Linked DNA regions of Homo sapiens: all the other regions are linked to region 2. Evidence: chromatin contacts called from ENCODE Hi-C or POLR2A ChIA-PET data. All regions are on one chromosome and are shown on one strand. The core of a region is the stretch at or near the end of the contact, and the rest is flanking DNA. Distances in the headings are between cores, read along the strand shown. Region 1 holds the start of CTRB1 (chymotrypsinogen B1). Region 2 overlaps ZNRF1 (zinc and ring finger 1). Region 3 has its middle 6.8 kb from the start of CTRB2.

Evidence for each region. A loop is a pair of places that touch in the nucleus more often than their neighbours do. ChIA-PET counts read pairs that join two places held with the same protein, here RNA polymerase II (POLR2A). Pooled maps may share reads with other maps.
Region 1: a loop to region 2 is called in a pooled map, with 2.6 times the contacts of the local background. The contact joins the promoter of CTRB1 here to the enhancer-like site in region 2. A Hi-C loop is called at or near these places in 1 of 50 pooled maps. POLR2A ChIA-PET finds 5 or more read pairs at or near these places in 2 of 52 experiments (H1 and OCI-LY7).
Region 3: a map with no recorded cell type shows a loop between it and region 2 (6-fold over the local background). The contact joins two enhancer-like sites. A Hi-C loop is called at or near these places in 1 of 37 single-sample maps with no recorded cell type and 2 of 50 pooled maps. POLR2A ChIA-PET finds 5 or more read pairs at or near these places in 2 of 52 experiments (OCI-LY7 and WTC11).

Annotation. Positions count from the first base shown.
Region 1 is chr16:75,217,709-75,220,408 of GRCh38, reverse strand. CTRB1 (chymotrypsinogen B1) reads right to left here and starts at 1,421. Exons shown (of 7, transcript NM_001906.6): 1 at 1,350-1,421. The coding sequence starts at 1,401. RefSeq lists an enhancer at 1,804-1,883.
Region 2 is chr16:75,109,946-75,112,645 of GRCh38, reverse strand. ZNRF1 (zinc and ring finger 1) reads right to left here. Exons shown (of 5, transcript NM_032268.5): 5 at 1,652-2,700. LDHD (lactate dehydrogenase D) reads left to right here. Exons shown (of 11, transcript NM_194436.3): 10 at 1-44; 11 at 125-782. The coding sequence ends at 290. Among named protein-coding and RNA genes, the nearest start is that of LDHD, 5.5 kb to the left of the region's middle. RefSeq lists an enhancer at 1,310-1,359. Within about 2 kb of position 1,250, at least 32 of the 41 ENCODE cell types and tissues checked have a DNase peak (open chromatin) inside an H3K27ac peak, as active enhancers do; they include OCI-LY7, where a contact is called at or near this core.
Region 3 is chr16:75,199,028-75,201,727 of GRCh38, reverse strand. No RefSeq gene overlaps it. Among named protein-coding and RNA genes, the nearest start is that of CTRB2, 6.8 kb to the left of the region's middle. RefSeq lists enhancers at 152-231, 2,083-2,377. Within about 2 kb of position 1,252, at least 4 of the 41 ENCODE cell types and tissues checked have a DNase peak (open chromatin) inside an H3K27ac peak, as active enhancers do.

The DNA of each region.
Region 1 (2,700 bases), core at 172-2,671, 110 kb before region 2:
AGTTCAAGACCAGCCTGACCAATATGGTGAAACCCCATCTCTATTAAAAATACAAAAATTAGCCAGGTGTGGTGATGCATGCCTGTAATCCCAGCTACTCAGTAGGCTGAGGCAGGAGAAATGCTTGAACCCAGGAGGCGGAGGTTGCAGTGAGCCAAGATCACGCCACTGCACTCCAGCCTGGGTGACAAGAGTGAAACTCTGTCTCAAAGAAAAGAAAAAAAAATAACAAAAAAAACCTCCATCTCTACAAAACAAAACAAGTTTTTAAACTTAGCGTGCCTGTAGCGCCAGCTACTCGGGAGGCTATAGTGGGAGGATCACTCGAGCCCTTGAGTTTGAGGCTGCAAACTCACACTACTGCACTCCAGCCTGGGTGACAGAGTGAGACCCTGTCTCAAAACCAAAACCAAAACCAAAACCAAAAACAGGATAGAATACCGTTCCATTGATGTAACCTTTTTGAAACCTTATGTATAGATGTATAAAAATATGTAGTACAATTGTATAAGCTCACACTGCAATTATTCATAGAAAGTTCAGAATCAAGCTCACATTCCAGAGAGGGAAGGAGGGAGAAAAGGGAAGCCTGAGTACAATCTGTTTTAGAAATATCTGAAGCAAATGTGCAAAAAGATTTGCTGAATTCTGACAGTAGATACAAGGATGTCATATTCTTTTCTGTATTTTCTTTTACTATTTCTCTTTTAAAAAATAGAAAACACGGCTGGGCACAGTAGCTCATGCCTGTAATCCCAGCACTTTGGGAGGCCGAGGCGGGGGCATCACCTGAGGTCAGGAGTTCAAGACCAGCCTGGCCAACGTGGTGAAAGCCCGTCTCTACTAAAAATTAGCCAGGGTTGGTGGTCCATGCCTGTAGTCCCAGCTGCTCGGGAAGCTGAGGCAGGAAGATCATTTGAACCCAGGAGATGGAGGTTGCAGTAAGTGGAGATTGCACCATTGCACTCCAGCCTCGGCAATAGGAGTGAAATTCTGTCTCGAAAAAAAAAAAAGAAAGAAAGGAAGAAAATGCTTGACAAGTACCCAGCACAATAAAAACCCCGGTGGAGGCCTTGGGAGGTCTCCTGGGGCCACACCTTACCCTGCACAAGGCACCCCCACCCCAGCCACTTCTGGAGCCTCAGACCATGGCAGAGACCAGCATCGTCCTTCCCACTCCTGGAGCAGGTTGTGTGGGCTCAGAAAGCCCCAGAATGCACCCTCTCCTGAGCCCTCAGGTTACCTGTGCTGGGGATGAGGCCCCAGGGGGCAGAGCAGGGGACTCAGATCCCCCTCTCAGCCAGGCTCAGGGCTCCCTCAGGACAGACCCCTCGGGCACCAGCACTCACCAAAGGCGGCCCCCACAAGGGAGAAGCAGGAGAGGAGCCAGAGGGAAGCCATGCCGCTGCCTCAGAAGGTGTGGGGCCTGCCAGCTGCGGGGCCCCTTTTACCACCTTGGGGGGGCAGGGAGCCCAGCCCCCCCCGCTCCCCCAGCCAGGGAGGCCTGAGCCCACCCTCCCTGTTACCCAGGGACCTTGGGCAATAAGTGGAGACAGAGCCCCGCCTGGCTCTCTACCAGACAACCCCAGTCCCTGGGAAAGGGGCAGCTGCGCTGACATCACCGGTCAGCCTTGGGGACATGATCCCACAGAGCCAGCTGTGAGCTGCAGTATCCCTGCCAGGAGACGGCACCAGGCTCTTCTGTTCCCAGAGGGGAAGTGGAGGCAGTTCCACCCCAGGGCTCGTGGAGGACCAGCTGCTGTCATGGAACCAGGTCTCCGGGAACTCAGGCTCTCAGTGAAGGGTGTTTCCGCCTAACACTGTCCTAGAAGCAAAGGGTGACTCAGGGCATCGTGGATTCTCCAGAGTGTCACTGCAAGTCACCAGTGAAGCCAAGCCACTTCTGACTGTGGCGAGGGTCTGGGTGACAAGGACCAACCCGCTGGTGGCCGTAACAGGTGGGCAAAGCCACTGACACGCGTCCCACCTGTGCTGTAGAACCCAACAGAATTCACTTTTTCTGCAATGACTCATGATATAAGGAACTAATCATTTCATAAAGTTTCAGTTTCTTACAAAATGGAACTTGGATTCCGCACCATAAAATGACACAGAAAACAAACTTTTTAAGATGGAGTCTCACTCTGTCACCCAGGCCGGAGTGCAGTGGCGCAATTTCAGCTCACTGCAGCCTCCTCTTCCCGGGTTCAACTGATTCTCCTGCCTCAGCCTCCCAAGTAGCTGGGATTACAGGTGCCCACCACACCCAGCTATTTTTTTTTTTTTTTGAGATGGGGTCTTGCTCTGCTGCCTAGGCTGGAGTGCAGTGGCACAATCTTGGCTCACTGCAGCCTCCACCTCCCAGGTTCAAGCAATTCTCCCACCTCAGCCTCTTGAGTAGCTGGGATTACAGGCATAGCACCAAACCTGGCTAATTTTTATATTTTTAGTAGAGACGGGGTTTCACCATGTTGGCCAGGCTGGTCCCAAACTCCTGATCTCGGGTGATCCACCTTCCTCGGCCTCCCAAAGTGCTGGGATTACAGGCGTTAGCCACCGCACTTGGCCAATTGTTGTATTTTTAGTAGAGACAGGGTTTTACCACGTTGGCCAGGCTCCTCTTGAGCTCCCGGCCTCAGGTGATCCTGTGGCCTTGGCCTCCTAAAGTGCTGAAATTACAGGCGTGAGTCACTGCGCCTG
Region 2 (2,700 bases), core at 1-2,500:
GAGGAACTGGGCAGGGTCAAGGCTTTTGCAGAACAGCTGGGCAGGTAGGAGCAAAGCCAGGGAGGGGAAGAGCTGAGGGCAGAGGAAAGGGAGCCCCCTGAGGATGTCTCCTTCCTGCCCCCAGGCGGGCACTGGCTCTCCACGGAACGTGCACGGGGGAGCATGGCATCGGAATGGGCAAGCGGCAGCTGCTGCAGGAGGAGGTGGGCGCCGTGGGCGTGGAGACCATGCGGCAGCTCAAGGCCGTGCTAGACCCCCAAGGCCTCATGAATCCAGGCAAAGTGCTGTGAAGGGGGTCTGAGCACTTAGCCCACAAGTTCCCTGACTACGGAGCCGGTTCTGGAACTTTTCTTCATGCCACGGCCCCTGCAAGGAAATAGATGCTGAGGCAGTCTTCCTGCCAGCGAGCCCACTGTATCTGGGCCCAAGGCCAGAGGGCCCAGAGAGAAGCCTGAGCACCGTGTTACCTCCCTGGCCCTCTGGCTGGCCCCAGGAGCCTTTGGTTCAGTAAACGACCCAGGGTGGTTCCCAGCAAAGCTGCTTCCTCTCTGCTCCTACGCATCCTGTCCTGGCGGGAAGAGAGCGTCTGGGTCCATTCAAGACTCTGATGACACCCCTCCCCGAGGCCTCCCACTGCCGGGGTCCCAGGACCCTTCCCCCTTCACCTGGTGACAGGAACACTCCTTTCCTGGTATGGAACGTGAGCTCCCGTGACATGATGATAGGTCTTCTCCTTGGGGCCTCCCCCAATAAATCTGTAATAAACCTGAAACCCACCTACAGCTACCTGGAAGTCAGCAGGCAGCACTTCCTCCCCTCCCCCTCCAGGGTCTCTGTCCTTTGGTCAGTGACCCCTTTGTTTTGGGGCTGTCCTCTGACTTCTTATAGCCTGGGGAGGAGGTTGGTGCTCAGGGTTCGGAAAGGAACCCAGGTCCCTGTCCCAGCTACTCCGCCTCAGAGCTGAGGACCTGCCCACGGCACATGTCACTCAGGATGGGCTCCCCAACTGGGCCTGAACCGGGCCTCTGAACACACTGAATGTGTTCCTCAGCAGCTGCCACGTCTCTAGAAACAGAGATGAGACTATTTTTGCACCCACCTCTTCATGGGGTGATGTATCGTACCACCAGCTGTTTTGCCCTCAAGGTCTGTCCACCCGAGGGCCTGCCCCTGTCTTGGGCCGGAGCCCGTCTTGAGACCTTGGCAGTTGTTCCCCCCTAAGCCCACAGGAGGGCGCCCGAAATCATGAAGCTCAGATACCACGCGGCATCTGCAGCTCACGACTCCTCTGCCCAGGGCCTGCGGCACTCAGCCCTGGGCAAACCTCCTCCTAGGGTCAGGTAAGTCCTGGCAGCCTGGAAGCCAAGCTAGTCCTCCATCCCCTGCAGGTCCCAGGAACCTGCAGTGCTGTCTCATCTTCCTTGCCCCTCTAGCCTTCGGTCCCTTTTGGAAAGAGGCATGTCACACCCCACGCCCTCCCTGGCCTCCGCCCCTCTCCTCCTCCCATCAGCTGTCAGTGCTCAGGCAGGCTGCTAGGCCTTAGGCAGAGGCAGCTGCGCTGAGACGCCCCAGTCCAACTTCAGTTCTTGGAACCCCTCCTCCGTGCTAATACTGGGCTCCAGCCGACAGCAGTTACACCAACCTGAGCCTGGAGGCTACTCCTCCGTGACGTTTCTGTCCCGTGCTGCCCTGGTGGGGAGCAGAGACCGTGCCAAGGGCTCACTGGTGACAAATCTCAGCCCTCTCCCCAAACCACCCCAGCACGCGTGTGCTCATCACCGAGACAGCCCTCTCGCCCCTCCCCTTCCAGCCAGCCAGCCAGCCACCCACTCTTCCAGGCGAGAATCCTGCAGCAGCTGCGCTCTCCCTCCTGGGTAGGACTCTTCTTTGATGCGCCCTCCAGTGCCTGGCAACTAGGAGGCGCTCAGCAAATGACCATTTCCCACAATCTTTTATTAAGAAAAATTCCAAACATACAGAAAAGTTGAAAGAACAAGTACACTGTTCACTGAAATACCAGCCACTGCAGATTCAACAATGAACATTTTGGCCTTATTTGCTTTGTGTATTTTGGGGGGAACTATTTGGAATTAAATTACACATTTCTTGAAGGCATTCACCTATATAATCCAGCATCTATCTCCTAAGAATGAGGACATTTTCCCATGAACTGCAGTACCGTTAAATGGCTATTAGAGGAATGGTTGGTCTTTGTGAGGGTCTCACGTCCAGGAACCTCATCAAAGTGTGCTAGGCCCTTAGCAGAGAGGGTAGAACCTGCTCGCCGGCTCCCTCACCTTCTCTCCCATCCCAGAAAGGCAGAACAGGGGCAACACAGGATTCTGGAGAGCTGTCCAGATAGAGGATCACAAACATGAGCTCCACCTGGGAAACACAGACAGCCCCAATCCCACCCCCACAACAAGAGCAGGCAACCTGGGTCCAAATTCAGAGGACACCACAGCCGGCAGAGGGCTGCAGCATGCCAGGTAGGACGGAAGTCGCTGGGGGTGGGGATGAGCACCAGCCCCTAGAGCCTGGAATAGCACCCGGCGTGGGCTACAGCCCTGCCCCACCCACCTCACAGCTGCTCGGCTCACCCATGGCACTGCCAAAGCAGCAGGCTTAAGCCGCCAAGGCGGGCACATGAAGCCTCCATTTCCAGGTCCAGGGGTCAGGCAAGGAGATCTCCTTCAGGGC
Region 3 (2,700 bases), core at 3-2,502, 89 kb before region 2:
TTTGTATTTTTAGTAAGAACAGGGTTTCACCATGTTGGCCAGGCTGGTCTCAAACTCCTGACCTCAACTGATCCACCTACCTCGGCTTCCTAAAGTGCTGAGATTACAGGTGTGAGCCACCACACCTGGCCTTTTTTATTGCAATTTGATACACACTTTATAGTTCTAAGTCTTTTTCATTTCCTCCCCTGTACAGTGCCTCGGCATGACCCACTTTATCCTGAGGGCACCTGCAGGCCAGGGGCAGGCACCCATTGCCCCAAAGCCCTGGAGCTGGGTCGGAAGCAGAGCAGAACCCTGGTGCTCACTTCCTGTTTTTTCCTTGCACAGCCGAGTTCACAGCCTTCTGCCTTGGGCCACAGCTCTAGCCTCCCCACGTAACCACAGGTTCCGATCTTTGCTTCTTCTCCCAGGTCTTCCTGTCTCTTGATGTTTCCCTCTAAAGATCCATCATGGGCTGGGAATGGTGGCTTACGCCTGTAATCCTAGCACTTTTGGGGGCCGAGGAGGGCAGATCATGAGGTCAGGAAATTGAGACCATCCTGGCCAACATGGTGAAACCCCATTGCTATTAAAATACAAAAATTAGCCAGGTGTGGTAGTGGGTGTCTGTAGTCCCAGCTACTCAGGAGGCTGAGGCAGGAGAATCGCTTGAACCCAGGAGGCAGAGGTTGCAGTGAGGCGAGATCTTGCCACTGCACTCCAGCCTGGTGACAGAGTGAGACTCCATCTAAAAAAAATCTATCATGGCTGGTCCTGGGGGGCAGCCAACATTCCACACTAACCCGGCATCTTGGCAGGAATGGAATGGGCTCCCTCCTGCATTTTCTACTTCACTGGCTTTCCTAATACCTTTCTCTGCCCGTGCACTGTCAGCCGTTCTGATGATGCGTCTAATAGGTTGGAATTAAGGTTATAGATGGAATTTAATTATAAGGACATGAAGAGAAATTAACTTGGAGAATGGATGTGTGAAGAGGGGAAAAGCAAAATGAGAGAGAGCTTGGGCACAGGAGTGGGATCCAAAGTCGACTATTAAAAATAGTATCAAGCCGGCCGGGCGCAGGGGCTCACACCTGTAATCCCAGCACTTTGGGAGGCAGAGGCAGGCGGATCATCTGAGGTCAGGAGTTCGAGTCCAGCCTGGCCAACATGGTGAAACCCCCATCTCTACCAAAAATACAAAAATTAGCCAGGCGTGGTGGCACATGCCTGTAATCCCAGCTACGCAGGAGGCAGAGGCACAAGAATTGCTTGAACCCAGGAGGCAAGAGGTTGCAATGAGCCAAGATGGTGCCACTGCACTCTTGCCTGGGCAACAGAGTGAGACTGTCTCAAAAAAAAAAAAAAAAGCAGAGGCGGGTGGATTGTTTGAGGCCAGGAGTTTGAGACTAGCCTGGGCAACATAGTGAGACTCCTTTAAAAAAAAGAAAAAGTAGCTGGGTGCAGCGGGTGGCACCTGTAATGTGCTGCTCAGGAGGCTGGGGCATGAGGATCACTTGAGCCCAGGAGTTCGAGGCTGCAGTGAGCTATGATCACACCACTGCACTGCAGCATGGGTGACAGAGCAAGACCCTGTCACCCTGTCTTTCTCTGTGTGTGTGTGTGTGTATTTTTTTTTCTTTTTTTGAGATGGAGTCTTACTCTGTTGCCCAGGCTGGAGTGCAGTGGTGCAATCTCAGCTCACTGCAACCTCTTCCTCCCAGGTTCAAGCAATTCTCCTGCCTCAGCCTCCTGAGTTGCTGGGATTACAGGTGCATGCCACCATGCCCAGCTAATTTTTGTATTTTTAGTGGAGACATGTATTTCACCATGTTGGTCAAGCTGGTCTCGAACTCCTGACCTCAGGCGATCCACCCACCTCGGCCTCCCAAAGTGCTGGGATTACAGGTGTGAGCCACCGCGCTGGGTGTCTCTATATATAATTAGAGCCACCGCGCCCAGTCTCTCTCTATATAATTAAGAGCCAGGTTTCTTAAGGAAACTCCCAGCTCAGTGAGGGAGAACTGCTCTTAAACACAGAGGAAATTACATGTATTTTATTATGTCAACAACCATCTACATACAAATAAATGTGAGGCGTAAGTAATATAAAAATGGAATAGCAAGCACAAACCTGGCTAAGGGACTTTTTCACTTGCTGGTGAAATCTGCGTCTGTCCCCCGCTCCACCCACCGGCCTCCCAAGAGTCTGAAAACCACCCGGTATAAGGCTGCCACCTGGTGGCCAATATGAAAACTGCATATAGCTATGCCTTACTGTTCCTAACCCAGCGTTGTTTCAAAGAAATACAAAAGAAATACAAGGCGAGCCAAATGGATGATTTTAAATTTTCTGGTAGCCCTACTGAAAAAGTAAAAAGAGGCCGGGCACGGTGGCTCACGCCTGTAATCCCAGCACCTTTGGGAGGCTGAGGCGGGCGGATCGCTTGAGCCCAGGAGTTCGAGACCAGTCTGGGCAACATAGTGAGACCCTCTTCTCTACAAAAAAAAAATGCAAAAATTAGCTGGGTGTGGTGGTGAGACCCTGTCTCTTAAAAAAAAAAAAAAAAAAAAGAGGGACTGGCGCGGTGGCTCACGCCTGTAATCCCAGCACTTTAGGGGGCCGAGACAGGCGGATCACGAGGTCAGGAGATGAGACCATCCTGGCTAACACGATGAAACCACGATGAAACCCCGTCTCTACTAAAAATACAAAAC